2 separate regions of the Homo sapiens genome follow, and region 2 is linked to region 1. Evidence: chromatin loops called from intact Hi-C (ENCODE). Cell type or tissue: PC-3. All regions are shown on one strand. Links, peaks and the distances in the headings refer to the core of each region. The heading gives the core; the rest is flanking DNA.

Evidence for each region. Hi-C counts contacts between places; a loop is a spot of excess contacts. Peaks named below come from ENCODE experiments on the same cell type or tissue, not always from the same donor. Only the 100,000 strongest peaks of a DNase experiment are listed, where the experiment ranks them.
Region 2: a loop joins it to region 1, with 2.6 times the contacts of the local background. A loop is called at or near these places in 18 of 110 quality-filtered maps.

Annotation. Positions count from the first base shown.
Region 1 is chr15:85,530,763-85,547,371 of GRCh38, forward strand. AKAP13 (A-kinase anchoring protein 13) reads left to right here. Exons shown (of 37, transcript NM_007200.5): 4 at 2,822-3,118; 5 at 13,010-13,193. Among named protein-coding and RNA genes, the nearest start is that of AKAP13, 160 kb to the left of the region's middle. RefSeq lists an enhancer at 3,268-3,347. In PC-3, for the core only: no CTCF peak of the experiment used is centred there; DNase peaks (open chromatin) are centred at 8,939 and 12,429; H3K4me3 peaks cover 496 bases; H3K27ac peaks cover 1,680 bases.
Region 2 is chr15:85,582,826-85,599,434 of GRCh38, forward strand. AKAP13 (A-kinase anchoring protein 13) reads left to right here. Exons shown (of 37, transcript NM_007200.5): 8 at 2,877-2,998. Among named protein-coding and RNA genes, the nearest start is that of LINC02883, 170 kb to the right of the region's middle. In PC-3, for the core only: a CTCF peak has its summit at 9,437; DNase peaks (open chromatin) are centred at 7,286 and 9,606; H3K4me3 peaks cover 1,704 bases; H3K27ac peaks cover 5,622 bases.

The DNA of each region.
Region 1 (16,609 bases), core at 4,562-12,561:
CACTCCATCCATCCATCGTTCATCATCCATCCACCATCAGTTTATTTGGAAATTAAGTGAGGCTATATATGGTGTTTTGGGTGATAATAATAAAGAATTTAGGAGGCCCCTTCTAGATTTTATTTATTTATTTAGAGACAGGGTCTCTGTCTCCCAGGCTAGAGTCCAGTGGCATGATCTTGGCTCATGGCAACCTCTGCCTCCCAGGTTCAAGTGATTCTCCTGCCTCAGCCTCCCTAGTAGCTGGGACTACAGATGCCCGGCTAATTTTTATTTTTAGTACAGACAGAGTCTTGCCATGTTCGCCAGGCTGGTCTCGAACTCCTGGCCTCAAGTGATCTGCCTGCCTCGGCCTCCCAAAGTGCTGGGATTACAGCATGAGTCATCGCGCCTGGCCTAAGTCCTTCTTAATTGCCATCTCCTTTGTGAAATCTTCCTGCTTTTGCCCACATATGGAATGCACCACTCCTCTCCCCAGATTGCACTGTATTTAGATATTTAGGTATTTTAGATAGGAAAGTTCTTGTAGAACTCCTCTCATTTTGACTTCATTGCAGTTATCTGCAACTTGATTCTCTGTTATGAACCGTAAATCTCTGGGGAGTTGAGACTCCTTACTTTACTCATCTTCACCTTCTGATCATAGTGCCTGGACTTGATGGATGTCTAGCTTTTAGCTCTTGAACAAAACTGAGTCAGATGTTAGAGAATATTTTAAAAGAAACATTTTCTGCTAGAAAAATAGACAAATCTTACTAACTGAATCATTTGGCTTGTTTCTGCTAACATTGATGTCTGTGTAGTTAGGCTGGCTGCCCTTCAAAGAAATATTGCTTTTTTCCCCTAATTCTCTTTCATATATTAAATGCATAAATACCGCATATACATTATTATAAAGTGTGCATGCATGTGCACGTGCTCGCACTTGCACACACACACCAGGCAGCGGATGCTTCAGCTTGCTACAGCCTTCTTAGAAAGAATTCGACTTGGAAGGCAGTGGGAGTATCGTGTGGATTCAGTGTTCATGTGAAGACTTATCTTCATGGTTCATGAACCAATTATTCTTGCTTAAAAGTTAAACTAGCCCATCATTCCAAGTGTTAGGCTCCTCTTAGGCAGGGACTTAGCTCTTAGCCTTCTTCCTCTTCAAACACATTGCCCTGTTTATAGGCAATGTGATACAAAACCCTTGCATCCTGATATAATAGACCATGTCCTTTGGCATCAGCCTCGACTCTGAATAATGAATTCTGCACCTTAATATCTGTGTAACATGGGGCAAGTTACTTCTTTAAGTCTCAGTTTCTCATCTATAAATTGAGAACAATACATGCCTCATAAAATTGTTGTGGAGAGATGACTGTCAGATGCCTGGCGTGTGCTAGGTACTTGCTTGGTAAATGTTTCCTACCACCCTAAAATTACACAGCAGTGAGAGATTTCTCTTGCCACAGGATGAGGGCTTAAGGAGGCCCTTGGGAAAAAAGCATGTGGAAAATTAACTTACTTATTATTCTGATTACATGGAAGAAACATTGTCTCTTTCAAAGACAGCAGAAAGCTTAGTTCATTCCAAGTCTGAAACCTCTGTTGGCCTGTGCCCGTGGTATGGAAATTCAGTCGCAGGGACCATGTAGAGGGTTTCCCTCCATGCCCTTAGCTGTAGAAGAGCAGTCTGAATGTGTTAGAGATTCAGGGAAGTGGCACGTGCATGGGTGCCCATGATTAATCAGGCAGAGCACAAAGTGGCGTTACCCAAACAAAAACATTAACTCTACTTTCTTTTCTGTCATCAGAAAGATAATGGGAGAAGGATGGTGATAGGAGCATAGTTCTGGCTATTTGAGATCAGTGTGTGAAAACAGGGGAAATAGTGTTCATTGTGATGAGTATATTCTGAATATTGGAAATATTTAATTCTGTGAGGCTAAAATTTCAAAAGAAAGCCCAATTGTCCAAGAAGGTCTTACCCATAGACACGTGGTGTTAAATCTTGCTGACCTGTCTGCAGCCGAACTCTTTGGAGTGGCATGCAGTTTTCTGCCTCCAATCATCACTCCTGAGGTGCCTGCCAGTCTGTACACTGGGCACCATGGAGTCCTTGGCATGTTTGCGTTTCCTGAACTGGGCTCCCAGCCACAGCATTGCATTATCCTCATGCAAACCAGGTAATTTCATTGAAGTCCTCATTACATTAGTGGTTGAGATGGGAAATAATGTGTATCTGAGAACAAAAATCATTACTTATTTTTTAGGCCTTGGATTGCTCATAGTAGTAAAATAAAATCAAGTAATTATGTACTTTTCCAAGTGCTTCATCATGTGAGCCTTTGTATCGTGATAATAAAGCAAGTGCTAGTGAATCTGTAAAATTCTTGCTATATAACTTGTATGAGTGATATTTTTTCCTGTTATGTTTTCAGATCTAATTTAGTTCAGTAGCTATTGGACTTTCCATCATATGCTATGCCTTGAAGGTCCTTCAGCTTTCATTCTTAAATATGTTCAAATTGAATAGCCCTTGTTGACATTCAGAGCCTGTTCGGTTCCAGATACCATGTTATAGGCATGGTGAAAGCTGGGATACAAAGTTTTTTGTTTTTTGTTAAGGGAATTCATATTTGCAAATAATGTTAAAAGCTGAAAATGGAGTTTTAAGAAGTTTGGAAAAATGCTGTCAGAGCTCAAGAGGAAGGAGGGGGTGTTTTTTAGGAGGAGAAATTTGTATGTCGTGAAATAAGAGCTAAGAGGATCCACTAGCGTCCTTTCAGCAGTGAGGCTCTAATACTGTTTTATTTGCTGCCTGTGTTTCCTTTAGGTCATGATTGTTGTGAAACAGTGAAGGTGCAGCTCTGTGCTTCCAAAGAGGGCCTTCCCGTGTTTGTGGTGGCTGAAGAAGACTTTCATTTCGTCCAGGATGAAGCGTATGATGCAGCTCAATTCCTAGCAACCAGTGCTGGAAATCAGCAGGCTTTGAACTTTACCCGTTTTCTTGACCAGTCAGGACCCCCATCTGGGGATGTGAATTCCCTTGATAAGAAGTTGGTGCTGGCATTCAGGCACCTGAAGCTGCCCACGGAGTGGAATGTATTGGGGACAGATCAGAGTTTGCATGGTGAGAATTTATATGATCTACAAACACACTTTAAGTTTGTGATATTTCTACTTTTTTTTTAATGGGGCTACTTTTCTATGGTCATCATATTCAGGTCTTCCACAGAGGCTGCGTAAATCTTAGAATTACTGTAGGAAAGTGGCCTCAATGGCATCTCTTCTAGGTTCTTCAATTGAGCTGTTAAGCATGTTGTTGCAGCGAAATGACCCTAGGGATTACCCAAGGAGAGTGGCACGTCACCTTCCTGTGGGTCTGGATTTCAGATTTGATCTCTCAAGTGTAGAAAGTGACATGCTCTTCATGAGGAGAGTAGCAGAGTTACTTTTTGGTGTTTAATGATCAAAGACATGGTTTTCATTATTGTATTCTGAAGTTCTCTAAAGATAGCCTGGAAGTGAAGGAGAGGAAAGATTGGGCAGTGAGTGGGAGGAGCATGAGAACAGGGTGTGCTCTGAGAAACCACACACTTCCTTAACCAGGTTAGTGTCACTCTTACTGACTTTATCTGTTGGCCCTCCCTATGAGAGTTCACTGAAGAAAGGACTTTTTGTTTGTTTTTTGTTTTTTTTTGAGAACGGGCTTTCACTCTTGTAGTCCAGGCTGGAGTGCAGTGGCATGATCTCGGCTCACTGCAGCCTCCACCTCCTGGGTTCAGGTGATTCTGCTGCCTCAGCCTCCCAAATAGCTGGGATTACAGGCATGTACCACCATGCCTAGCAAATTTTTTTTTTTTTTTAATTAGAGACAGGGTTTCACCGTGTTAGTCAGGCTGGTCTCGAACTCCTGACCTCAGGTAATCTACCCACCTCGGCCTCCCAAAGTGCTGGGATTATAGGCATGAGCCACTGCGCCCGGCCAGAACTCCACTTTTTCAAAAATATTTACATAGTAAGTCCTCTTACTCAAACAAGGGTTTTCCCACATAATTCTAGTAGCCAATGACATCTACTTGATGTCATAATTGTATAGATATTTTTTAATGAAACATAATGTGTACCTGGAGTTCAATAAGTAACATCCAGTTTCCCTTCTGAGTTCAAGTCCAATTGAACGATTTGGGAGTCCTGAGATAGAAACCAAAATGTTTATTACTGATGAAATCTAGATTGGAAGCCTGATGTTAGAGCTCCTGCCAGAAGGGTCTGCTTGTACTTTCTATGTCTTCAATGAAAGAGCTGGTCAGTCACACCATTGCCCTGTAGAGTCCACCCAGCCTTGAGTATTGAATTATTTTGGGTAAGCAGACCACAAGTCACTCTCCCCACAGGTGAGCAGTTCCTGAGGAGAAATACCCAGAGGGGCCTGAGCCATAGCATAGTTAGTTTCTACACTCAGATGAATTTTGTCTTCTTCCATGGAAGAATGGTAAAGAGGTCTTTGCCAGCTTTGATTCTCTTAAATCTACACTAAATTTAACAGTTAAACCTGTGGTCAGCCGTCAGAACGGTGTCCCATACTGTCAGGTGCATACTGTCAGATTCTACCTGGATAGTCCTGCCCAGGTAAAACCTGAAAGGAAGTATCAAATCAAGGAAGAAAGGATTTATCCTTTTCTTCTTCTTTTTTTAAGTATAGTGTCCAAGAAACTTCTGTCTTGCTAATATTTAGAGATCAGAATATTTGACATTCTGAAAAGGCACTCATGCCTTATATAAACCTGGTGATGGGCCTTAATACCTCTAGCTCCTCCTATTTCTGTATTGATACAGGAATGTTTATTCTGGCTGCCTTTCACAAATCAGTGTCAAGATAGTACTGCATTAGTTATTTGTGGGGCTTATGGTGTTTTATGGTTTTGTTTTGTCTTGTTTAAAGAGGGGCCCAGGAGTTGGATAGTTTTATGTTGCCATGATTAAAAACAACTATTAGAAAAAGCAAACATCTGAAACTTTGGACATATCACTTCCTCTTTCTCTCTCTTTTTTTTTTTTTTTTTTGAGATAGAGTCTTGCTCTGTCGCCCAGGCTGGAGTGCAATGGTGCAATCTCGGCTCACTGCAACCTCCATCTCCTGGGTTGAAGCGATTCTCCTGCCTTAGCCTCCCAAGTAGCTGGGAATACAGGCACATGCCACCACACCCTGCTGCTTTTTTGTGTGTTTTAGTAGAGACGGGGTTTCACCATGTTGCCCAGGCTGGTCTTGAACTCCTGAGCTCAGGCAATCCACCCGCCTCAGCCTCCCAAAGTGCTAGGATTACAGGCGTGAGCCACTGTGCCCGGCCACTTCCTCTCTTTGGGCCTTAACTTCCTTGTCTTTAATAGGAGGGAATTGGCCAGCTTTAATTTTTTTTTGTACTGTCAGTGTACTGGTAAATTTTCTGTTGCACAAAATTGCTCAAGCAGTGCTAACAAAGGCCAAACCAAATTTGAACACTTGAGGAAGGAAATACATATTAAAACCACAATGAGATATCATTACACATTTATCATAATGGCTAAGATGAAGAATACCAAGTGCTGGCAAAGATGAAGAACATATCATATGTTGCTTGTAGGAATGCAAAATGTATAACCACTCTAGAAATATTTGGCAGTTTCTTGTAAAGTTAAACATACACTTAGCGTATGACCCAGTAATCCCACTTTTGGGTGTTTATCCTAGAGAAATGAAAATCTGTAGTCACCAAAAAGTCTGTGCACGGACGTGCTCATAGTAATGTTATTCATAATCTTCAAAAACTGGAAATAACCCAGATTTCCCTCACTGAGTGAATACAGAAGCAAACTATAATATATCCATACAGTGGAATACTACTCAGCAATAAAAAGAAGCAAACTGTTGACATGTGCAACAACTTGGATGTGTTTTAAATGCATTATGCGGGAAAATGAAGTCAGTTTCCAAAGGTTCCATACTATGTGATTCTATTTATATGATATTCTGGAAGATGCAAAATTATAGAAAAAGAGAACAGATGAGTAGTTGCTAGGGGCTGGGAGTGGGGGAAGTCTGACTGGAAAGAGGTATCATGAGGGAATTCTTTGGGTTGTTGGAGTTGTTTTGTCTTGTTCGTGGTGGTGGCTGTAAGAATCTATGCATGTGTTAAAACTCATAGGAGTGTACATCCCCTAAAGGTGAATTTTATTGTACATATATTTAAAATAATAAAATAACAAAAGAAATTGTGTAAGTTGTATACTTTGCAAGGTGAAATGCATGCAAGTGACTTGATAGAAGTGTCTTTAAGTCAACAACTGGGATGAGGAATCTGATTTTCTGTGCTCAGTTCACATTCTGCAGTTTAAATTGTTCTATTAATTGATGATTAGAATCTGGGAACACTGGGTACAGTAAGGGAGAGAAGCATCAGTTAAGAGTTCATCACGCCTGCTGTTGAGGGACAAATGTAATGGAATAGTCTGTTCACATCAATGAGTTGCACATAAATACTTTTAAATAGGTATTTAAAGGAGAAAGGTACAAAGTAACCATGATGCCTGAGGTAATACAGGTAAATAAGGCACCTTGTTACATAACAGGACTTCTTGCTGTTGAAAGCTAGGATGTTTAGAGATATTCTAGCCTAATACTTAGACAAAGTAGTTTATGTAAGATTTATGGCTAATCCTCCTACTGTTTTAATTGTTTAGTTGCAGTGCTTTTTAGCTTTCTTCAGGTCAGTGACTCCTTTGGAAATTGCTCAGATTTCTCCTCAGAAAAAAATGTTTATAGGTGCCTATGTGCACACATTTACATATGATAAATTTCTTAAGTCTCCCTGAACTTCAGGCATGAGCATAAAGTTAAGAATTCTGGGTTTAACTTTGCTCTTACAAAGTGGGAAAAGCAGGGGCATTGGAGTCAGTTTGTTTGCATCCTGGCTTCATTGCAAGAGTTTGTGCAAAATACTCAATCTCTCTGTTACTTAATTTCCTCATCTGTGAAATGGGGGAAAGTGTATTCTGATAATGTGTGCTAGTTTATAAGCTATTCATTTTGAATGTACCATTTGGAGACACAAAACATTGATGTTTTACTTGTTACAAAAATTAATCTTCACTTTAAATATGAACAGGAGGGAGTTTGTCCTTTTAAATCTTCCAAATGTTCTCTCATCCCTAATTATATAAACAAGCTTCTACACATTGTACTGTTTGCCACAGTTCTGCCTTAAATGCAGGTGATAAGGATTCATCTGGGTGTGGCGTGAATGGTGGGGTAAGGACATTTTTTTCTCTGAGTTTTCCAAGTCTCACTTAGTTTCTCAGCTCGGTGGTTAGTGAAAATGGTAAGCTAGGGGGGTGTTTTCCCTGAGAGACCCTTGTGCAGTAGCCGTCAGCATAACTCCCAGGTAATGTAGGGTGGGCCCACTGCAGACTTGCTCTAGAGGAAGCAGGGAGAAACATCCTGGGGGAATCTTCATTCTTATTTACTCATGATATTGTATAACCAAGTGAAAAAGAGATCTGATCATCTTTGGGGGCAAGAATTCTCCCCTCAAAGAGAAATTTGGGTGGAGAGGTGGAAGACAGGTTTAGGAAAAACTGCAGTAAGAACAGCCTGTGTATTCCCAATTCTATACATCTGATATTGGTTAATAGGTCGCCCACCATAATCATTTGATGATTCAGTTCCCACCTCCTTTCAGAGTGTTTGATAGCTTTTCTTTCTTTTTTTTTTTTTTTTTGAGACGGAGTCTCGCTCTGTCGCCCAGGCTGGAGTGCAGTGGTGTGATCTCAGCTCACTGCAAGCTCCGCCTCCCAGGTTCATGCCATTCTCCTGCCTCAGCCTCCCGAGTAGCCGGGACTACAGACGCCCGCCACCACGCCCAGCTAATTTTTTATATTTTTAGTAGAGACGGGGTTTCACTGTGTTAGCCAGGATGGTCTCGATCTCCTGACCTCGTGATCCTCCCGCCTCGGCCTCCCAAAGTGCTGGGATTACAGGCTTGAGCCACCGCGCCCGGCCTTGATAGCTTTTCATAAATATTTTTTCGTAGCTACATTAGTGTTTGTGTATTTTTTTTTTTTGAGGGAGTCTTGCTCTGTCCCCCAGGCTAGAGTGCAGTGGTGCGATCTCAGCTCACTGCAAGCTCTGCCTCCCAGGTTCACACCATTCTCCTGCCTCAGCCTCTTGAGTAGCTGGGACTACAGGTGCCCGCCACCACGCCAGGCTAATTTTTTGTATTTTTTGGTAGAGACGGGGTTTCACCATGTTAGCCAGGATGGTCTCGATCTCCTGATCTCATGATCCTCCCGCCTCGGCCTCCCAAAGTGCTGGGTTACAGGCATGAGCCACTGTGCCTGGCCTGTGTTTGTGTATTTTTTCAGCTGTCATCACTGCTGAAAAGAAAATAACAACATATTTTAAAACTGCTAGTGGTTTTTTTTTCCCCTTGGCAGAAGATTAATATTTATTGATCCCAAGACTAGTAGTGGTAGGACTTGAGCTCCAAAAGGTTTTGTTGCCTCTGAAACCTTGTTTTTGTTACAAGGTTACAGGTCTCATTTTTCCACAACTGCATTTTCTCACAGTGGCCTGTTCTCCTTCCTTTCACATGCAGCTGAGAATTCCTGCATCATGTGGGACTTTAGGTTTTTTAAGAGGTAGTCCAGAATAGTACAAAGAATGGTGATTTTGGAATCATAGGTATAGATTCAAAGAGTACTGTAAGCTGGGCTTGCTGGGGGGATTGATGGGGTAGGAGAGTAGTCCTTGATTATTGTACTGATCTCAGAACTTAGAACATTTTACTTAGAGAATCTGACCATTTATAAAAGATACAACCCTCTAGCAGGCTCATCATGCTTGAATGCCTACTAGGCACATCAACTTTTTTGCAGATCTGAGGGAAGGTGTGTGACAGGTGTGTCCAGCATATAAGTAAATAGAAAGCAGGATGTGAGACATTTTCTGCCTTCCTTCTCTGTGGGTAGAGGCTAAGCCTACAGAGATCTTTCCAATTAAGTATGGTTAAACAGGATAACCAGCCAACATGGGGTCTATGGAATAACATTACAGCATAAAGAAAAGGGAAAAGTATCATAAGTATTCAGATGGAAGATTTTCTGAGTATGCTTTCTGTAAGAAACAAAAAAATGTAGATGATATTTCCCATTTGCCCTTTAAAGAGCTCAATAAAATCAGGTTTATTATGAAATTAGAGAAGGAGACAGCAAGGAGAAAAGTAGGTTTTATGAGTCAGTGTTCAAGTAGAGAAGCAGAACCACTAAGAGAAATAATATGTTGAGATTTATTACAAGGAATGGCGCCTTTGATTGTGAGGGCTAATAAGTCCAAAATTTGTAGGGCAGGAGGGGGAGGGAAGATCATGGGCAAAAGTCAGTCCACCAACATGGGCCAAAATATCACGTGAGGAAGGGAAGATCGTGGGCAGGATGGAGCTCCACAGGCACAGGCTAGTGCTGTCCTCCACAGGTGGAATGGAATCCCTTCTCTCCAGGGGAAATCTAAGACCTGCTTTCAGAGCCTTCCAGTTGATGCAGTGGGATTATCCTGCCCACATAATCCAGGATAACCTCCCTTATTAGATCAACTGGTTAGGGGCTTTAATTACATCTGCGGCAAAGCTATTATTATGACGACAAGGATGGAAGGGGAGTGAGTTGGCAAAAATGATGCAGCCATCCACAATCCTAAAGCACAGTTAATTCACACTGGGGACAAAGGACTCAGTTGACACTGTAGGAAAGGCCATTAGTGATCTAAAAAAATGAAGTTGAGTAACTCAGATTACAGAGGAGTACTGATGCAGAGAAAAGGGAACAGAGATTGATCCTAAATGATTGAGCTCTGCAGTTTAAACACAAAAGGAAGAAAGCAGTGATGGAAGCTTTCATGCTCTTAAAACAACACAGACTAAAGGAAACTAAATTCATATATTCGTTTATCCCTTTGCACCTTGGCCTCTTCTACAAACCTAATTCACATGACCCCTGAATCAAATAAAAATGTGTGAGAAATTAATGGGAGAATACCTAAAACTGGGGGTATATGCATGCGGTGGACTACTCAGCAGTAAAAGAGAATGTACTACTGCTACATGCAGCAATGTAGATGAATCTCAAACATGCTCATCGAAGAAGCCTTACACAAGAGTGTATATTCTATAATTTCATCTATATGGAGTTGTAGAACAGGCAAAACTAATGTAGGTGAAAAATTCAGAACAATGGTTAACTCTGAATGAGGAGGAGAGGATTAACTGGAAAGTGGCACAAAAGAACTTTTTTGGATATTGGTAATTTTCTATATGTTGGTACAGATTTGGGTTCACGTGTATATGCATTTGTCAAAATTTATCAAATGGGTATACTATACCATATGTATTTCATTGTATATAAATCACCTAAAATTGTAACTACATATTGAATGCTAGTTAATTATATGCATGCTGAAGTATTTTGGGGTGAAGTGGACTGATATCTTCAAGTTATTTTGAAATGCATAAAAATAAGGTGGATCGATGGGGAAATAGAAGGAAGAATCGTTGGATATATATGTGATAAGGCAAATATAGAAAAACATTAATTGTAGGATCTAGGTTGTTGAGTGAGTGTCTGGCTATTTGCTGTGTGATTCTTTGAACTATGTGTATGTTGGAAAAGTTAATAAAATGTTGGAAGAAAACATAAAAAGGTGCTTTTTAAACCACATTAGTTTAGCTTGCTTGTATGATTGCTTGTTTTTGTATTTGTGGTTTTATTTCCTAGCAAAAAGAAACAGGGTGGAGTAATGGAAAAGGTTTTTTGTTTGTTTGTTTGTTTAATGCAAGACAGAAGAACTTTTGATTTTAAATCCTGATCTGACTGTGGGCAAGCTATTAATTCTATGAATCTGCCTTCATTTGCACAATGAAGATAACCAGACCTCATAGGGTTACTGAGAAGATAGAATGGAAAAAGTTGACATAAACTGCCTAGCCCAGTGCATGGTGCATAGCACTACATTGTTTTCTCCTAATCTGTTATCCTCAGAAAGGGTCTACACAAAAGCAGATGTGGTACCAGTTGCTAAGACTTTCAGAAATTGAGAGAGGATGTAGTGCAGAAGTCAGGGCATCAGCTTCTGAGCAGGCGTGTGGCTGTAGTATTGGGATTTCTACTGAAATGCTGAGCTGACTCAGAACAAATAACAAATCAGAAGAGTGGTTGTGGGAGGGTGGTAAAGAGACAGCTGCTTCAAGGTTGGAAATAACTAGCCTCTAAAGAATCAGGTATTTCCTAGTTAGTGCCTCATTAGCTCTTTGTTCTTGATAAGGATGTCAGAACAACTGTAAGGCAAAAGTTAGATGGTGCTATTTGATCTTTTGTGAGGATTCTATTTGTCCTTTTGTCTGGCCTTGCCATCTGCGCAGAGGTGTTGATTATTAAAATTTGTACCTGCACATGTAGTTGTTGCTTCTGGGGCATAATCTTTCCAGCCATGTGCCTCTGGTTAAACACCCTTTAAATCCTGAATTGGTCTATGCATATACAGTTCTGTAGGGAAAATATACAATATGAAAAATTGTGCTTCCAAGGAAATTTACCTTGGAAATAGGGATACCAGACTAATACACAGATGACATTTGGAAACAGTGTAATTCAGTGTAAAATCACAGCTTCAAAAATCTGTTCATTCCTTTGTGATATTCACGTATAGAAGCATTTGAGGACTTCACAGTAAGGAGAAAACCACTGGGGTCCAAAAAGTCCGAGTGCTTAGTGAAGAAGTTTAGACCCGTGGGAGGCCATGAAGAAAGAGATGATAGCTAAGCTGAGGCAGGCACAACTTCAGGGTGCCATTCCCAGCTCCCTGGAGTTAAGTGTAGTACAGCCTTGTGGGGCTATATGTGGCATCCCTGCAAAGACCTCAGCTCCTGTCATCCTAGGTTGGGCACTGAGGACTGCTGAAGGAAGAGAGTATTGCTAGTGAACCTTGAATGTAATTTGATGTCCAAGAGGACAGTGAAGAGAGCCGGGAAACAGAGAGGAACTGGGATTTAATGAATGTCTACTACAGCCAGTCATAATACTAGCATTTCATCTACCTCTTCTCATTTGTTACACCTCTGTGAGTGAGGTGTTGGTATCTCACTTTAGGGATGAAGAAAGTGAAGTTCAGAGATGTTACATGAATCACGCTTGGTCACACAGATGGTAAATGCCAGATTCGAACCCTGATTTGTCTAACTACAAGCCCTTCCTCATTCTGTCACTTTCAGAGTGACTCACTTTACTAAGAGGGAGCCTTTATTTCAAGTTAAATAAACGTTTTCCTTTCTGCAGTTATTAGTGGATTGTCTTAGAGTTAGTCTTCCTTATTGTGCCAGGAGATGCATTTCTTCCTCTCATTAAACAAATAAATAAAGCTGGCAGTGCCAGAAATTTGATTTGCCCTTATTGTGTAGGAATAAAAAGACCCATGTGTACTGAACAAGCAGAACCTGTTTTTAGTGTTTAACTAGCCAACTCCTGTCTGGGTGTTCTTTTAAAAAGTAATTATACCATTTATGATACACCCATTTAAGTCCCAACAGCTATTCCCTCTTGGACCTCATGTTGTGGGGCTGCATTTGCTTCTGTTATTATTATTTGAGTAAAAGAACGTGTGTATGGGTCGCCTTTATATGCCTGCCTGTGAAATTGGTTGAACAAACACTGTGTATTAAGTCAGAATATAGAAATGTCCTGATTCTCTTTTGCAGGACTGTGTTCGATTGAAGATTTTGCTTCCTATACTTTCTATGCTTTTGTAGCTTTGTTTTGCCTTTACTTGAGGGCTGATTCTACCTGGCCACAATAAAGCTGTTCACACTGTATGTTGTAGCTTAACTTTACAATCTTAGGCACTTGGAGGCAGTGGTGTTTACATAACTTGTCTTTATGTTTGTTTGTTTTTTGTTTTTATATTTTCCTCACTTACGTTCATTTTCTCCCCCATTTACAGATGCTGGCCCGCGAGAGACATTGATGCATTTTGCTGTGCGGCTGGGACTGCTGAGGTTGACGTGGTTCCTGTTGCAGAAGCCAGGTGGCCGCGGAGCTCTCAGTATCCACAACCAGGAAGGGGCGACGCCTGTGAGCTTGGCCTTGGAGCGAGGCTATCACAAGCTGCACCAGCTTCTAACCGAGTAAGTGCTCCTTCTGCCTTATTTCCCTCCTCTCATCCCCAGCCCCACCCCCGATTCATAGGAGTACCACCCACTTGGCATCTCATTGTGTGTTTGCCGCAAATTAAAACCTCAGCTCTGTATCTTGCCTTCTGCTGGAGGTTTGTAAGCTTGCTCCTGCTAACCACTTCATTGTCTGAGAGAGAAACGTAAGTCGTGTTAACCATTTTCTCTCTCGTCTGCCTGCCTGCCTTCTTCAATTCTTATCTCTTATATTTTACTATTTTACTCAAAAGTCAGAATGAGCCTTGTCTGTGGAGGTAGCATAACATTACCAATGTATACAGTTTATCCTGGTTTAGTACAAGAGGAAACAGATTTCCTATATCATATATTTTTTTCTGGTATGTCTTTAAGACTTGAAAGAGTTAATTAGAAACCAGTACTTCCATATTATAATTGCATACAGAAAATATTGTAAACAATTAAGTTTTGGATTGAATGTAATTTCTGTGAATAAAATTTGAGAGCAGTGGTTTCTTCATATGAACAGCAATAAAAAGCAACTGAATTGTCCTGGAAATGTGCAGTAGGAAATCCTGTCTGTTTTTGGGCTCAATTATTATATGTCCTGACTCTTTAAAGAGTTCTCTAGAGGAAGGTTGTTAGTCAAAACATTTGAAGAGCGCTCTTTTATTCTTGTATAAATAAAGAAATAAACACACTAGAGCAGCCAAAAGTTTTTATTGGAATGTTTATATAAAGAAGTTTCAAGAATAGTTTCTGTTGTTTAATACATTTTTATTAGTTTTGTGGTTATCATCATTATCTTTTCCACCACATTATCTGAACAAGTATAAACCCATTGGATCTATGTTCTTTAGCAATTGAGGGACCTGTGCAAATTGAGTCAGTATTAGCAAATTCTCAGATATTTTGCTCATGCCAGATTTAATTTAGTTGTGCTTTATGTTTTACCATTTTTAACTGTGTATATAGTCTGGAAGGACCAAAAAGAGACCTCAGAATGTAGTGCTACTTACGGTTATGTAAACAGCTTTTTCTTGATTCACTTGCCAGGCTTATACCTTTCCCCATCACGCTAGACAGACAGTTCTTTGCAGAAAGCTTTCTGATGGGTGCTACAGATACAGTGGTGGTAGGAGGGGCACTTATCTCAAATGAGCTTTGGATACCTGAGCTCTCCTAAGACAGTATTCCAGGGAGTGATACATTCTACTCCTTCACACTTCCCATCTGGCCAATGATTGGATTCATTCTACGGTTAGCCTCATGGCCTCAGGAAGAGAGGCCTTGTTTCAGAAGTTGAAACAGTTAACTCTGCATAACTATTGTGAAGTTCAAATGCATTTCCTCTAAATTTGATTTTTGCTGGGAAGCAGAGTTGGTTAAGGACTGCCATCCAAATGGGGAAATAAAGTGATTACAACAGCTTCATTATATCCTTGGAGGGGATGTCACAAGACTGTTATTGCAGCACAGCTTTAAGGAAACTAGAGTGTGTTTGTTCTTTGACTTTTTTTTGCTTACTTTAAAAGTACTACTTCTGTTACATGTGGGAAAGCCACTTACCTCCTTTTGAAGGGAGATTGGTAAGGGAAAACCAACCTGAGAAATCACCAATAGAGGACCCTGATAGGAGAGGATGAGCACCTTGCTGCAGATCTAGCTCTTAACTTGAATTCTGGGATGTTACTGTTGTGAAGCTTAGAAAAAGTTCTGAGTCATAATTAGCGATTAAAAAATGGAAAGGGGGCGATTGTCCCAAATCACTCAGTGTGAGAGTGATTCTAGTAGAATTTGGTAGAATTTCAGTTGTTAAAGAATCAAGAATGATCATTTTGTTATTGGTTTTCTTTTCTCCTTTCCTTCCCCTTTCTTTTCCTATATACATAACGTAAAAATGGTTAAAATAGTAAATTTTAGGGACAGCATTCAGTAGCATTCAGTACCATCACAACACTCACAGAGTTACGTAACCATCACCACTATTATTTCCAGAACTTTGTCATCACCCAAACTGAACTTCCTTTTCTCCAGCCCCTGATAACCTCTGTTCTCCTTTCTGTCTCTAAGAATTTGCCCATTCTAGGTACCTCATATAAGTGAAATCATGCAACATTTGTCTTTCTGTGTCTGTCTTTTACATAGCTAATGTCCTCAAGGTTCACCCATGTTGTAACGTGTCAGAAAAACAATACGTACTTCAAAATTGCTAAAAAAGAATGTATTTCTCACCACAAAAAAATAAGTAGCTGAGATGATGGATATGTTACTTAGGTTGATTTTATCTTTCTATGGTATATACATAGATTAAAACATCACACTGTACCCCATAAATAAATTTATATAATTGTTGTTACCAAACACACACACACACACACACACACACACACACACACACAGCCAAAAGTGTAAACAACCTAGATGTCCATCACAGATAAATGGACAATGTGGTATATTCATATAACGGAATACTACAGCCTTAAAAAGAAAAGATCATCTTTAACAGATGAAACTGAGATCCAGAGAGACAAAGTGGTTGGATGAAGATAACAAGGTGGTATGACCAGAAATAGAAGCCAAAAGCTGTCCAGAGCTCTTTCCTTCCACTCCTGGGATTCTTAAAAAGTGGCCCAAGAATAGACTTCATGGGGTCTGTATCTCTTGAAATTATAAAGGTTTATGCACATGTTTTTCTGAATAAAGCATTTGTTGGTGAGATTCACGAAGGGGTTTGTAGAAAGTTAAGAATCGCCACAATGTATGATGCTATCTTTCTTTTTTTTTTTTTTTTCTTTTCTTTGAGATGGAGTCTTGCTCTGTAGCCCAGGCTGGAGTGCAGTGGCACGATCTTGTCTCACTGCAGCCTCTGCCTCCCAGGCTCAAGCAATTCTTCTGCCTCAGCCTCCTGAGTAGCTGGGATTACAGGCATGCGCCACCATGTCCGGCTAATTTTTGTATTTTTAGTAGAGACGGGGTTTCACCATGTTGGTCAGGCTGGTCTCGAACTTCTGACCTCGTGATCCACCCACCTCGGCCTCCCAAAGTGCTGGGATTACAGGCGTGAGCCACCGCGCCCAGCCATGATGCTATCTTTCTAATAGTTTGGGTATCTTCTTCCCCACCCTGCTTTTTAAAAATGAAATTGTCCACATATAAGCCGGCCTCTTTTATTGCCTCTTTTCAGTTAGTATGAAATTGAAGTATGGCTATGTATATTTTACATTTATTGAATAACTAGTTGCATTCTACACTTTACTGAAAAGTCAAGCTTATTTAACCCCATTTATAGCCCTTCCCAAGTACATTTGTTGTTTTAATTCCTTGGTGCTTTACCTTGTTTTTTGCTTTTTAATTTTTAAGTGGGGTGTGGGGAGCCTTGTGCTGGTTAGGGCCCAAGTTCTTTTTGTGTT
Region 2 (16,609 bases), core at 5,802-13,801, 53 kb after region 1:
CAAGCCCAGTCTGCTGAGCTGCTGTCACAGGGCAGACCTTGTGTCTGCTTTATCTTGGTGAAGCAGCTGCACTGAGCAGATTGCTCACACAGCAGCCTGTTCCATCTGTGGGTAACCATGTTCCGAGGCAGCAAAGAGAAACCGCTATTGCTCCGTGGAAATAAACTATCTGAATAAAACTTCTTAACGGGGGTTGAGGCTGAAGCTGAAACGGGAGTCGGACACGATCTTGGCTCCTGAAGTCTTTAAAGGTCAGTTTGATGCACACTTCTATACCACCACCTGTTACCAGCTGTAGACAGAAGACCTATCTCCATGCTTGCCCCTAGGCTTTTGTAGGTAAGAAGCAGCCTGTTTTGTCTTTATTGTTTATTTTTGCTGTTCTTTTCAATTTTTGAAAATCCCTTTACACATATGTATTAAGAATGTGGGGGAGGGTTATGGAGAGAAATGAATCAATGGAGCAAAAGAAGTTGCTTTGGAAGAAGCGCAATTTAAATACAGTGGTTATTTTCCCTGGTAAAGGGCTTTTAGCCGTTTATAATCTTTTTCCTCCCCAGTTGAGGGATTTAAGGAATCCGAGGTAGAATTTTTGATGACTTTAGCTTTTTAGTTTTATTAATGTTTTGGATTGTTAGTGATAGATACTTGCTGGCTGTTGTCTCAGGATTTAAATGAGGTCTCTAATTTTTAAAAAAAGCCACAACAACAAGTCTATTTTGGGGGCCCTGGCAGGTTGGCATTTCAGAAGAATGGGAGTGGCTGTAAGCTGATGCCTGGTGATGTTCTTTTCATTTCGGTGCTGCGTCCTTGGCCACATGGGCCGGAATTATTTCTCTTTCTGGCTCAGTGGTCAGAATTTGACTCAAGCAAGTGTGAACTCTGTGGGGATTGTGTCTGTAGTATCCTATGAGAAAAAGTAAAAACCAGGGAGAATTTCAGACTTTGATTTTTATTAGCACATATAGTAAAGATGGTGAGAAATGACGGATGTTTAGGATTTTGAGGTTTTGAGAAGGAAGAAAAATGTATGGACTTTCAGCAGTATATATGGGCTTGAGGTTGGTAAATTTTGTGTAGGTGAGTTACTTGTCCTGTTACCAAAAGGAGTCATACTCATGGTCTCAAACTGCAGAGGAACTCTGTATTGATGGTCTCAGACTACAGAGAAAGTAGCCAGTCATGAAGAAATTGGTACTTTCTTCAGAAAATGGCCAGGATTGGGAAAATCCCTGGTCACATTACTTTAGAGAAAAAGCACCTGAGTGTGATCTCAGAGCCAAAGGGTATTTTCTATCAAGTTTACATTCTACTCATAGATTTAATCATACTGTTTTGTGAGTGAGAAGACATAGGTTTAACTGCTGATTTGGAAGGAGCCAGTTTGAAAGAAGGGGATGTGGCCCTTGACCCACCAAAAGCATTGACCACAGTGCTTAGGAAATCAGTGATGCATGACTGAGCCACGCCAGTCCTGCAGAGGCTGCCGACACCCGTCAAGTGTGAGTAATCACTGTTTTCTAGTGTGACTGGTTGCTGTGCCAAGATGCATCTTTTCAAAGTTGATAGGTATAGGAAAGGAAGGAGGTACCAAAAATCACATCCCCAGAGGAAAGCAACCCTCTTTCCCCCCAGAAATTACTCTGACTCACTTAGAGATGTTTTGATCAAGGGATAGTTCTAAGGGGATTGCTTAGTCAGATTTTAACTTTAATAACATTTTATGAAATTTAACACAGATTTTGGTTCTTTGGGCAAGGAAACTTGTTTACCCATTTTTAAACTGCTGGTAAGATTATATAATTATAAGGTCAAAGAAGGAAGAAAAGAGGTTCATCTATAGAAATGTAACTCTTACAAATTTAAGGTAGACTTTTGTACATGTCATGTGCTCCTAGAATAAAATCTTAATATAATTTATTCTTTGGTGAAAGAAACTTCTGTGCTCTTTAGTGTGGGGAGCATTTTTCTTGCCAGAGTAGTGGCATCACTAGGTTAATAACCACAGATGCATTTCCACATGAAATCGAGATGACAGTTCCATTTGCATTTGGATTATTAAGGTGAATTTTGACTGTTCAATCATGAGTCCCGTTTAAAGAAGTGTCAGAAGCCTAAATTTGCCTCAGACATCATTTATCATTTCCTTCCTGTATTTGCTTGACCATGTGGTGGTCAGGTAACAAAAACCACCACTGTTTTTGGTCTGTCAACATGGCCAGCAAGAGGACAACTATGTAATTCTTGAGAAAACATGCGCAGAAACGTTTCTCTTAAGAAAGGGATAGCTAGTCTGTGATTAGGTTTCAGTTTTGGAAGAAATAAGGGTTAAAAATAAGACGTAACTGCTGAGTAGTTCATTCTTACTGGTTACAGTGATGGGTGGATCAGAGTGTGTTGTATGTTAGTGAAAGTCATACTTGTCCCAGAGGCTTTTTCTCATTCTCAGTGGCTTTTTCCTTTTTGTTTTGTACAAATCCTTGCTTTTTTGATGATGGCCAAGATGGACTACCTAGCTTCAGCTATTAATCTGTTCCCCTGAAGCTTATGAATTTAGTTTTCCATATGCAAGTTGGTGCTACACTCAGATTTGTCATAAAAAGTCAATAGTGAAATGGATGTTCAAAAGACATTGAATTGGATCCTCGCTTAGTTCCAAGCGCCTACAAAGGCTAGGGAAAACCAGTAACCATGCGATAAAGGAATAGCTCAGCATAGGGTCAGAAATGACACTAGCCGCTGACAACAAAAGAATACTTTTCCATTTTAACGCAAAAGCAAAACAAAACACATGAAACCTGGAGCATGTTGTATGAATAGTAAGGCACAGGAATCAGTTTTTAAAAATGTACTCTGTAACCCCCCTGCACTTTCAGAAATGCCAGACGTGAAAGCTGAAGATGAAGTGGATTTTAGAGCAAGTTCAATTTCTGAAGAAGTGGCTGTAGGGAGCATAGCTGCTACACTGAAGATGAAGCAAGGCCCAATGACCCAGGCGGTAAGTGGCATCAGTAAGTCTATAAGGGCACAAAATGTGTTTATCCTGTTCTGCTGTGTCTTATTTATGGCTTTGTCTTTTATTTGAGGGTAAGTGGGCAAAATAGTATTTTCCCCCTTCCCTCTTGTGCTGTTATATAAATGTGTTTATGTTGCTGCAGCTAAGCTTTCATAAATGGTATATACCATACAGCAAAGTTTTGGAATGGGCTGTTACATGTTTTCTTATAGATTATGCTGAAAAACATTTTCCCCTTGAGCACAAGGCTTTAAGATTTGTCAGTAAGCTTAAATTGTCACAAAATCTGAGCTATCACAAAAGGGGATCTATAGACCTTTTCTTTCTTTTTTTCTTTCCTTCTTTTTCTTTTTCTTTTTTTTTTTTGAGATGGAGTTTTGCTCTTGTCACCCAGGCTGGAGTGCAGTGGTGTGATTTCAGCTCACTGCAACCTCTGCTTCCTGGGTGAAAGCGATTCTCCTGCCTTCGCCTCCTGCCTAATTTCAGCTGTGAGTAGCTGAAATTACAGGCATGCGCCACCATGACTGACTAATTTTTGTACTTTTTGTGGAGATGGGGTTTTGCCATGTTGGCCAGGCTGTTTTCGAACTGGCCTCAAGTGATCCACCTGCCTCAGCCTCCCAAAGTGCTGGGATTACAGATGTGAGTCATGGCACTCGGCCTATAAACCCTTCTTAAACCTGACTCTTCTTTCTTTATATAAAAACTGATAGCCAAAATGAGATTTTTACTTTATAGCTCAATAGTAACTGTCTAAATTATGAAGTATATCGTTTTCAGCAATGAAAAAACAGGTTCAATAGGCCAGACGCGGTGGCTCACACATGTAATCCCAGCACTTTGGGAGGCTGAGGTGGGTGGATTACCTGAGGTCGGAAGTTCAAGATCAGCCCGACCAACATGGTGAAACCCTGTTTTTACTAAAAATACAAAAAAATTAGCCGGGCGTGGTGGCAGGTGCCTGTAATCCCAGCTACTTGGAAGGCTGAGGCATGAGAATCATTTGAACCTGGGAGGCGGAGGATGCAGTGAGCCAAGATTGTGCCATAGCACTGTAGCCTGGGCGACAGAGCACGACACCTTCTCAAAAAAAAAAAAATAAGAGAATAAAAGGTTCAATCAACATTTTTTTTTTGTTTTAAGAATAGTTTGTTTTGGGATATGATTCACATACCATAAAATCCACCCAATCAAATAAAGTGCATAGGTCATTGGTTTTAAATAGATTTACAGAGTTCTGCAACCATCGCCACTAAGGCTCTAATTTCAGAACATTATCACTCTAAGAAGAAACCCCAGACCCATTAGCAGTGTGCCTTTCCTTCACTCTTCCCTCCCCCAGCTCATTAATCTACTTTTGCTTTCTGTAAATCCATAGAGAGATTTGCTGTGAGAGTGTGAAAGTGGCTGTAGATAGTACGTAAACTGCCCATTCCAGAACTTCATGTAAATGGTATAACACAATATGTGATCTTTTGTCTCTGGCTTCTTTCACTTAGCGTAATATTTTCAAGTTTCATCCATGTTGTGGCATTGATCAGTATTTTATTTCTTTTTATTGTCAAATACTGTTCCGTTGTATAGATATACCACATTTTTTTGTGGATTTGGATTGTTTCCACTTTTTGGCTACTGTGAATAATGCTGTTATGTACATTTGTGTACAAAATTATGTGGACATGTTTTTATATACCTAGTGGAGTTGCTGGGTCATATGGTAATTTCCATTTATTTGGCTTCAAAAATATTTTTCTTCAAGGTCTTGAGATTATTTTTCTTTGTTTAAAGCTATTAACTTTTATTTTATTTTATTTTTTATTTTTTTGAGATGAAGTCTTACTGTCACCCAGGCTGGAGTACAATGGCAGGATCTTGGCTCATTGCAACCTCCACCTCCTGGGTTGAAGCGATTCTCTTGTCTCAGCCTCCCGAGTAGCTGGGATTACAGGGACTCGTCACCACGCCCGGCTACTTTTTTGTGTTTTTAGTAGAGATGGGGTTTTGCCATATTGGCCAGGCTGGTCTCAAACTTCTTATTTCAAGTGATCCACCCGCCTTGGCCTCCCAAAGTGCTGGAAGTACAGGCGTGAGCCTGTGCACCCAGCCAGCTATTAACTTTTAAAACAAACTTGTTGAGAGAAACAGTGCCCTATGCTTTAGATTCCATGGTGGTCAAAAAAAAAAAATTAGAAAGCTGAAAATCAAGTTAGTGAACTTACTCATGCTGCCCCTTTGAAAGTCCATGTTCCTTGGGCTACACTTGACATTGCACTGTTTTTACTCTTCAGAGGACTAAGTGGTATGTTTTTTTGAAATTTCACGGTAGGTAAATGGAACAGACTATCCCAGATTGTTTCAAGAGTATGAACAGTGATGAACAAACCTTGTTGTATTGGAGTACTGTGGTATGAAGGTGCTGACTGTTCTAACCCGCCCTTATTACACATAATATTCATGACTAATGCCTGGGTGGCTACTTGTAAAGCAGGCATTATTCAGACAAATGTTGCTTTTACCCCTGTGAGAAGAAAAGAGAACACACCCTGCATGGGTACGTGTGTCTTTGTTTCCAGAAGCCCCTTAGAAAGGGAAGGAAAAAACTCACATCCTTGAATTCAAATACCTCTGTTTCTTAGTACTCCATTTTAATATTGTAGTGATTAGAGTCATTGAATCCAGGCTGGTACTTGGCTCTAGACCCTTTGCTTTCTGATGAGGGATATCTCTATTCTAATGGTATCTTGTCTACTATAAAGAAGAAAACAAAACATGACTTAAAGAAAAGAAAAGGTCTCCTCTCTCAGTCCCTTTCCTCTTCTCCTTTTTTCTCTAGTTTTAAGAGTTGAGAGAGTGAATATTCCTCTGGTTGGTCAGCATACCTCAATTTACAGATAAAAGAATAGACCCTTGGAGAGTCACATGACTAGCTTGAGGCCAAAGGCAGCTGGAAGAGTTTGAGGTTTGATTTCTAATCTGGGACTTACACAACAGGGCGATTCCTCCTTGACTCAAGAAACCTGGGCTCTGATTGGTAAAGTTGCTATAAGAAGCCTGAGAACCATGTAATTTATCTCTAGCTGCGAGATATCAATGCCTTATGCTTTGTGTTTGCTTCCACCGTGTAGAGTTGGGGAAAGCATATGTCAGTGGGATTTTCAGTTCTTGAGGATTTGCAGGCCTAAATTCAGGAAGTTTTTGTGTTCACAGCATTCTTATAATGATGTGAAATCTGACTACTTAACTCTTCTCCGTGGTGCTCTGACAAACTTGCCTTATTTGCTGTGAGTTGAAAGGATAAAACAGACACACACTTTAATTTTTCCCATTTAACTCTTCACATACTATATTCATATAGGTTTTCACTGGATGGGGAAAGAGAGCAGAGGTCGGCAAACATTTTGTAAAGGACAGATTTTGTAAATGCTTTGTGGGACATATGGTCTCTTAAAACTAGTAAGCTTTGCTGTGAGTATGAAAGTGTCTGTAGCTAGTATGTAAACAAAGGAGTGTCACTGTGCTTCAATACAACTTTATTATGGACACTGAAATTTGAATTTCATGTGATGGTCATGTGTCGTGAAATATTATTGTTTTGAATTATGTTTCCAGCCATTAAAAAAATGTAAAATCTCAGCCGGGCACAGCGGCTCATGCCTGTAATTCTGCCACTTTGGGAGGCTGAGGCAGGCGGATCACTTGAGGTCAGGAGTTCGTGACCAGCCTGGCTAACATGGGGAAACCTTGTCTCCACTAAAAAAAAAAAAAAAAATACAAGAGTTAGCCAGAAATTGCTTGACCCGGGAGGTTGCAGTGAGCCGAGATCGCACCACTGCACTCCAGCCTGGGCGACAGAGTAACACTCTGTCTTGAAAAAAAAAAAAAAAAAGCCTACTCTTAATTTTTTTTCATGGGCTGTAAAAAAGAGTTAATATCCCACTGGCAATAGCATGTGAGCCCCTGCCTAATAAATACTTGTGCACCAGTGGAAGAAAAGAAAAAAGAAGCAAGCAGATTTCTTAAATTGTTTTGTGGTGAAACCTCTGGTTTTTAAACTACAGGTTGGGAGTGGGATCAAGTTCTGTCTTTCCTGAATAGCTTTTTGACAGCCTCTCTAGGGCTCAGTTTCCTTGTCTCTAATCATTCTCTAGCTTTAACCTTCTAGAGTCTGTTTTCATGCTGAAAAGGGTTAGAGTCTATGATTATATTTGAGGGAGGAGTGGCATTTGTGTAATATTTAACCTGATCTTTCTGCCACATACCCCGTCTATGTGTGTGCCTTGGGAATAGGCCAGTCATTGCTTCATTGAATCATTGAATCATCCTCTCCAAATGTAAAATAGAACAAATTCCTGTATCTTATGCTTTGCTACCGGCTTCAAAACCAGTAGTATGGTAAATTTATGGCAGTTTTCTAATAAATGTAAATAATCCATTTAAATTCTTATGGAAGTTTTGTAACATTCTCTAAACGTGTAATGGTCAGAGCATAAGAACCTCTGTCGAGTGGCACTACCAAGGATTTAAAGAAAAAAGCTACAGCTGAGTTCTTGTTTTCTTTAGTCCTTTAGTCTGCTATCTGTCATACAAACTGAGGAGTAATTTTTCATTCCTTAACCTGTTTGACACATGTATTGTAAATAAATCCTTACTTTAAAGGTCCAGTGCTGAAAATCATAGTTCATGAAGGAATTAGACAGTATCTGCATTCGTTTACTTATATTCTCAGAGAAAACACAGGTATGTGTTAAATGCTGCAGATTTCTTGATAGTCTTTACTGATATTTCTTTATTGGGGTGAAAATGTTCACAATTTTTGAGGCAAAGTTATTACTTTACACATATTGTGGTTTATTCCCATTAATCATTTTATCATTTTATTTTAGCCAAAGTTTTAATGCCCATTGCAATTTAATATTCATCATTACCTCCACCTGTATGCTTTACTGGTTTGAAGGTATTCAGATTACCTTTCGTTGTCATCTTTTTTTCCTTAGTGAGTTAATATATATCAAGTACTTAGATCAGAGCCTGGCACAAAATAAGTACAGCTTAGTATTATTATTAGTTTAGTAACTTCAGATTACAATATGCTATTCACTTATTTTAGTAACTAGTGGAATATGGTGGTTCAGACTCAGTTACTGCTTCTTGAACATGTTATAAAAGCTTCAGGAATAGTTTCTTACATTAATTTGAAATTGAAAGACATGGAACTTGTTTTGCTTCTGAGACCGTTACAATTTGAAAGAACCTTAAAGATTTTCTGAAGTCCAGCACCTTTGCTTTATAAGAGAAGAAATGGATTCAGGATAGTTAAATGACTTACCTTGTTTCACAGCTAGTTAACTGTCAGCTGGACTAGAACCCAATTTCTATGTGAATAATTTTTCCCATTATACTATTTCCTGAAGAATCATCTGAGGGTACACTTGGGAAGTCCCATCCACTTGGTTTAGGATGGGTTTTTGCGTTTTAAACAAGCATCCCTGAATGATACTTAATGCATGCTAAAATTCTAAAGCCATTGCATTATACTTTCATGCTTTTGGTAATAGTTGGAGAAACTCCTTTAGCCATTTTAAGATGTAAGCTGATATACTTTAAGTCTCATGTTCTTACTATAATCTGTTTAGCTGCAACTAAATACCACTAAGATGATGTTTCTCCAAAATGCTTGCTTTTGGTGCAGAAATTAGGAAGATTTTTTAGACCTGCCTTTTATTTCCTAAAGAATGATATGATATTGAGCCAGATGCTGGAGGCAAGCAGGAGATGACATTGAATACTTAAGTTCAGAAAAAGTTCAGAAAAGAGGGCCGTCTGACACCATTCGCCTTCATAGTATGTCCCAGTACTGCAAACCAATATCGTATGTTGTAGGGATCTTTTCTCTTCAAGATATGGCCAAGTTCATTAGGAAGGACCTTCTCTCCCTGGGGCATCTGTTCATTGAAGTATCTCAATAATAGTTCCTTTTCTGAATGCTCTTTGCATAAGCTTATTAGCCGTATGGAACAGTTAATTCTACAAACCAGTATATATTGTCAGGGCTCCTATGGTCCTAACAGTCAAACACTCAAGAACAACTATGTTCAAGGACAACTGTAAAATCCCATGTGTTGAGTATTAGGCTACTGGGAAAATCTACTCTTTATTTAACATACCTTCCTCAATCAAGAAAGCATTTAAAATCAGAACCATGATCTTTTTTTTTTTTTTTTTTTTTGGCAATTATACAGCCAAACATCAAATTAACTGAATTTCCATTCTTAGTTATTTTTACAACAGTATTCATGTTTTTTTCTTCAGGACTGTAGTAAGGGCATTGTTGGTCTTAGAATATTGCCTGTTAATATCTTCCTGAACTATGTCCTTTTATTATATTTAATGGAACACTCTGTTTTCTTTCTGTTGTCTAAAGGGGGCGAACTTGTATTTCCATCCCTAGTCTAGGAATTTGGTTGAAAGCTTTTGTATTGTGTGGCTGTTCACAGACTTCATGCTCAGCTGCCGTGGGAAAATATGACAGCCTCTAGGCTATTTGGTGACTAATCCAACAACTTATAATGCTGATATTCAAAATGGCTTGTACGTCCCACCCTGTTATTTAATAGTTGTCAGTTTTTAAAAAGGTCCTTTAAAAATGTTTCTGCCATCATATTCACATAGTTTTGTGGTGTGTGTGTCACCTAGGGAAAGGCAAATTGCCCACTTTCTGAGTTGCCAGAAAGTCTTATCTGCATACATTTTTGGCATGTAAGAGAGGCAGGCTCTCCTTAAATTATCCCATATAGGTCCAAAGCTAGAGCTAGCATCAACCACACAAAATTTAATTCTCAGTTTTTTTCATGTAGATTTTTTGGAGACTCTCTGTATCTCCTCTGAAATGGAGAGTTTCCAGGAAATTATCAGCGGCTCCTAATACAAATTTTTAATACAATTGTGGAAAAGAAGTACCTCAGAGAACCCCAGACCATAAAGTCACAAGTGGCAAAACTATAAACTTAGTGTAAAACTACCCATAGATAATGTATGTAAAGGTATAATTTAATGATCTAGTTGTACATTTTTAAGTGACCTTAAGCAAGTTATTTAATTTCTCTGATCTGTGTTTTCTCCTTTGTGTAATGGTTAATCTCTAGTTTCTTCCAGCTCTTAATTTTTGACCAGTGTGTGATTATGAAATGATTAGAATAATTTAAAAAATACTGTAATCCCAGCACTTCGGGAGGCTGAGGCAGGTGGATCACATGAGGCCAGGAGTTCGAGACCAGCCTGGCCAACATGGCAAAACCCCATCTCTACTAAAAATGCAAAAAAATTAGCAGGGCGTGGTGGTGCGCCCCTGTAATCCCAGCTACTTGGGAGGCTGAGGCATGAGAATTGCTTGAACCTGGGAGGTGGAGGTTGCAGTGAGCCAAGATTGCACCACTGCCCTCCAGCCTGGAAGGCAGAATGAGACTCTATCTCAAAACAAAAACAAAAAAACAAAAAAACAGAAAACCAAAAACAAAACTGAGGATATCTTACATTTGGACCAAAAGGACAATCATGAGGGATTTTTTTTTTCTTTTTTAAATTTGAGACAGGGTCTTGCTATGTTGCAGATCTTGAACTCCTGGGCACAAGTGATCCTCCTGCCTTGGCCTCCCAAGGTGCAGGATTACAGGTGTGAGCCACCATGTGGGAATTTTTTTTTTTTTTTTTAAATCACACATTCTTTAACCCAATCCTTAACTAATCACTTTTGTCTTAAATGTTTTCCAAGGTGTTTTGTTCTGGGATATTAAAATCAATTATATTAGAATCTGCTTTTTTCTTTCATAGAACTGCTGAATCATAGGTCATATGTGCATTTTAGAGGGGATGTGTGTCTCATGCCACCCCCTCTTGAGTGAAAATAACTGTATCTGAGTCTTACCACTCTTTCTGTCTACTACTTACACTCATTTCTCTTTTGTTCATTCGTATTATATTGACAGCCAATGATAATAGCTAAGTATAAGGGAAAGATTATGGAGCCCAGTGAATTAGGGTTTTAACCTAGTTTTGCCAACTACCAGCTGAATAATTTTGATTCATTTATTTAGAGGCTGTTTCCTCATTTGTAAATTTGGGATATTGATGCCTGTTACAAAGGTTGTTTGTATTAACTAGAGTTAGGAAATTCTAGCCTATAATAGGCATTTTAAATGCAATAGATATAATTCTAATCTCATTTTAAAGTAACTCAGAATTATTAGGCCCATCTTAAGACAGTATGAATGAGTGATTTTAGATAATGATTTTTAAATGGTCTTGGAAGAAGCTATCAGTTATATCAGGCCACAGTGGTACTCATTTAACTTTCCATGTCACTTTATGTTTACTGCAAGGGTGTACTAATTTATTCAGTACTCAGTTCAACAAATGTTCATTGAACTCTGTGCTAGGCCTCAGATATGCTGAAATGAAAGTAGATGAGTCTCTGCATTCAAAGGCTCATATTCTAGTAGGAAAGGCAATTATTAAACCAGTAAATCAGACATATTCTCAAGTGTTAAAATACAGGTAAACATATAGGTGCTTGTGAAAAGATAACTTTCAGTGAAATGGACGCTAAATTCTCCTTTCTAAGGAAGTTTTTAAAGAATATTATATTATTTTTACACTGTGGGAATGAAGATATATGCATTATGTATCAGAAATATAGGCTTGGGCGTAGCCATTATTTCTACCAGTAAATTTGGAAGGGCTACCAATAGGTGATCTCTTAGAAAAAACTATGTATTGCTTGTAGTTCTAAGTTCTGTGTTGCTTACTGATATAAATATGACTTAGAGCTGCTTGTTTTTGCCTGTAAAAGAGAAAGTTTCCATAGTAGAAAATTAAAAGAGAGATGTCATTTGATCTTTGAGAAAGGCCTAGGTCCACCTCAGGGATCTACCTGGGTACCTACAATTTAGGCAGTTTTAGATATTCCATATTAGGTTTTGATTGTGGATTTTAACAAGAGTCTAGTGATATGTCGCTAGTTGACCACCAGAAGAGTAAATGTGTACACTATTTACGGAGTTGTCCACTATATATGGAGTTGTCTACTTTATCCAGAAAAAGTTTCAGGGTCACCAATTTCAGATGTTTCTAGTCTCCTAGGCTGCTCAATTTTGTGATATTAGCCTGTGGCTTTAATTTCATTCATTTATTCATTTAGTAAACATTAAATGATTATTTTTCCCTGGACAAATTATTGCATCAAATTTGGAGGGTTTTTTTTGTTTTTGTTTTTGTTTTGTAGAGATAGGGTCTCACTTTGTTGCCCAGGTTGGAGTGCAGTGGCGTGATCATAGCTCACTGCAGCCTCAACTTCCTGGGCTCAAGTGATACTCCCACCTCAGCCTCCAGAATAGCTGAGACCACAGGTGCGAGCCACCACACCTAGCTAATTTTTAAATTTTTGTAGAGACACGGTCTCCACAATGTTGCCCAGGCTGGTCTCAAACTCCTGGACTCAGTGACCCTCCCACCTCAGCCTCCCAAAGTGCTGGGAATACAGGCATGAGCCACTGCACCCTGCCAAATACCAGATAATTTTTGAAAGTTAGGTATCCTTTTTGCCCTCAGCATACCTAGAATCTAGTTAAATTTAAAAAAGCAAACATATACAGATATAATCACAATACATGAATGCAGTATATGAGACATGTTATCAGATACCATTAATGTGCTATAGGAGATCAGAGAGAGGAATACTTCTTGAAAAGTGCCTGTCTGAAACGTAATGGTGTTTCCTTGGTGAGACCCATGTTGTACCACAGGTGGTATCAATAGTCTATTGGCAAGAACAGGGATAGCTTCAGGGAGCCATTGATATGCTTTCCAGCCTTGTAGTTATTTTTTTACTTTCACAATACGCTCAGCCCTTCGAAGATCATAGAATTGCCTAAGGATTGCCAGAGACACATCAGTTTGCAAGGTAACTGATCTGGCAGTAATCCAGGTTAAAAAAAGAAATTTCATTAGGACTGAAAAACATAAAATTTACCACAGAATATGAAAAATGGAAGTATTCAGTAGTATATGAACCATGTGGAAATTGAAACAAGTAGTATTTCTGTTTAAATATTTCCATTCAGCCATTGAAAGTGTGTGTTCTCCCTTCCTGCCTCTTTCATTTCATACAGTGATGTAGACATTTTGCTTCCATTCTGAGGACACCCAAAACCCTATCACTGCTGTGGACCTGAGCAACTGGGACAGTGTCTTAAGTGTACATATGAAGTCTTCAAAGAAAGTTAGTTGATGGTGAAAATGCCTTTCATAAAGTTCAGGGCAGAGAATACTCTTATGAGCACATTTAAAATATCTAAGTTTAAACCTAACTCAGAAGTCAGAGTAAGCCAAAATGTTTATTGTATTGATCTTCTTTTTCTGTAGTTGGCATTTGCTCCTGACTGAGTCATTAGTATTCATATATATATTTAAGAGTTTTGAAAGCATAGTTGCTGGGTGTAGTGACTCACAACTATAATCCTGGCACTTTGGGAGATCGAAGCAGGTGTATTGCTTGAGCCTAGGAGTTCGCAACCAGCCTGGGCAAAACCCTGTCTCTACCAAAACTACAAAAATTAGCCAGGCGTGGTGGCATGCTCCTTGGGAGGCTGAGGTGGGAGGATCATCTGAGCCTGGGGAGGTGGAGGCTGCGGTGACCCATGATTATGCCACTGCACCCTAGTCTGGGCAACAGAATGAGACCCTGTCTCAAAATAAAATAAAAAACCTAGTCACTCTGGGGTTGGAATTTGGGGTTATGGAGGTATAAAAACGAGTCAGACTTTTCACATGTGATTTCAGTGTTTGTACTGAAGATGGTTGCAAAAGATTTCTCTAACAGTTTGAACTAATTATAATAGGAATAATTGGGGTAAATTGTATAGCTTCACAGTTGGCCTTTATGGTTAAATACGTATTTGAAAGGATAAATTTGGCTTGGCGCTTTCATTTATGTGAGATACGTGTGTATGTGTATGTTTCTTTTACTGTGTAGAGTATGAAGTACCTTGGGAGTGGCACATCTGGGAAGTTTTTGCTGAACCCCTTCTCTGAGGCAGAAAAAAAACATGGTGGAGAGGCTAAGTAGTTAAAAATTATGAATTATTTTATTGCTTGGAATCCCCTTGAAGAAAGATAGATTAGTAGAAAAACATACTTGAACTGGAGATGTCCTGTTCCCTTTTGATTTATGTAAAAACAGCATGTGATCAAAAAATTTGTAATGGAACCATTTAGAGGTCTTTTCTATTTATACTCCAGATTCTATAACTATGGGAATCCAAAATCTTCCAAAAATAATTGTTCTCATTATAGAATATTAGTTTAGGGAGGAATTTTAGTGAGCATGAGGCTTGTGCCCTTTAATTTGCAAGAAAGGAACTGGAGTCCCCAAAGAGCTAGCATGCTCAAAGGGCCTGCCATCATTTGTGATGCCCAGGAGCCTCTCCTTGCCCACCTCTGTCTTAGACATCACCTGTCACTGAAGTAAGCTCCTCAGTGTCACATGGTAAGCCAGAGGCACACTGGAAACCTCTCCAGTGTTTCTGCTGGAGATTCTTAAATAGGAAATTCTTAAATAGGACCATCTTTACTGGTCAGTGACTTTCCTCTACTTTATGAAATCCTTTAATCCTTACTCCCCATACATTAAGAAAAATTATGGGAAGGATACAGCTGAATGTGTACGCTTGATCCCTTTGTTGTGGTTGATGAGCTGTGTGCATCTGCTGCACTGGTGACTCTGCAGTACTTCCTTTTAGCAAATTGCCTTCTGATACAGATACTTGGAGGCTTGTGGCTGGGCCATGGGCAGATCACGGTATAGGGTGATCTGGGTAGACTGAGGATTCCCACTTCCTGTTGCCTTCTCCTTTCCTGAGCATGGCATCTTTATTTTTGGGTGTGCTTGTTGTGTGTTACCTTCCTTGAAATTTAGTGAAAATTGTTACCTACCAACCCAGTAAGCCTGCATGAATCACTGTGAAATCCAGGTTTGTGTAATTCCAGCGTTTTCTGACAGCAGATGAATGATGTGAAAAATGGAAGAGCCTTCTGCTTGTCATGTTCTTCCTTAGGGTAAGATCCTGGTCGCTCTGGGAAAAGCAGAATTGTAAGATCCCCTTTCCAATATTCTTTATCTTTTGGTTTCTATGAAAATAATAACTCAAGGAAAATGTCGTATGTTCAGTTTTATTTTTGACATCATTAATTTCTTTCTTTGTCATTCTTCCTCCTTGTTTTGCTACCAAAAATTTGTTGTGTTTATTTTTTCCCTTGAATCAAGGGGCCTGAAGACAATGGGTTGGTTTGGACTCCCCCTGCCATGCTGGGCTAGAGAAGAACCAAGGGGTACCACCTCAGCCACCCACAGGCCTCTTGCAATTGGGCCTAGGCCTGGTCCATTCTGGAGAGGATGCATGATGAGAAGCATCAGAGCCTGTGTAGTGTGCAGTCTCTACTTTGTGGGCAACAGGACATTTTCTCTAAGAGGCTCAGGAATTTTTTCTCTCATTCCACCCCGTGAAAGCCAGAAACTGTGGGAAGCCACAGACTGACTTGTCAGCGGGAGAGGCATGGAAAAAACATATGTCCATGCACGAATCCCTTACTTTAAACATTTGTAGCAAAGATTCCAACGGTAAATTATGCTGTTGGAACATAGTCCCTTCTTCCAGGAGATGTTACTCTTGTGCATTTCCAAAGCAAAATTGAGCCTTTAATCTGCAAATATGTACTATTTTGTATGCTGAACGTTGTAATAGAAACCAGGGATGCCATGGTGGGTAAAATAAGACAGATTTCATCCCTCAAGAAGCTCTATTGGGAGAAACAAAGAAATGAACCAGGAGTTGACACCTGGGTCGTGGGAACTCAGAGAAGGAATTTTCCATTGTTTAGGCCTATCTACACCACTGTCCCTTCTACTGTTCCCTTCTAGTAGCATTGTAACATCAGGCATTAAGTGGAATTCTGCTGAAATGTTTCACTCAAAGGATTTTCCCTGTTGACAGCATTGCTTGCCTTAAAATAGGGGGTCAGACTTTTCATTCCAGTTCCAGAAAGTGATGCGTGTATCATGATTGTTTTGCTATGAAACAGTTCCTGTCCCTATTACCCTCGTAGTCAACACAATAGGCTATGTTCCTTCCCAGGAGTCATTAGGTTTCCCTAATGGGATGATGGAAAGGAGGGAAATAGAGCTCTGGCCCTCTTCCTTCATTAGTGCTGAAATCTGGTGCTGTATCTGCTTCACATCAAGCTCAGTGGATTGTTTTTCCCTTGTCTGAGCCTGCTCTTTCCTCCTTGAGTGAGGAAAAGGATTTAAATCCTGGCTTTCCTGACATGGAACTTTCCTGCAGTGGCTGTTGCAGCTGAACGCATTAAAAGGAGTACCTGCAAGCTGTGAGAAGAAATATTGTTTGAAGATTAGCATATAATATAATGTGGACAAGTGCTCTTAGGTTTGCTTTTAAATCGAAAGACTGTGTTCTGTAGGATTTGAAAAAGAATAGAATTTGTCATTGGCACATCCCACCCGTCATAGCCCCACAGGTTTCTTTG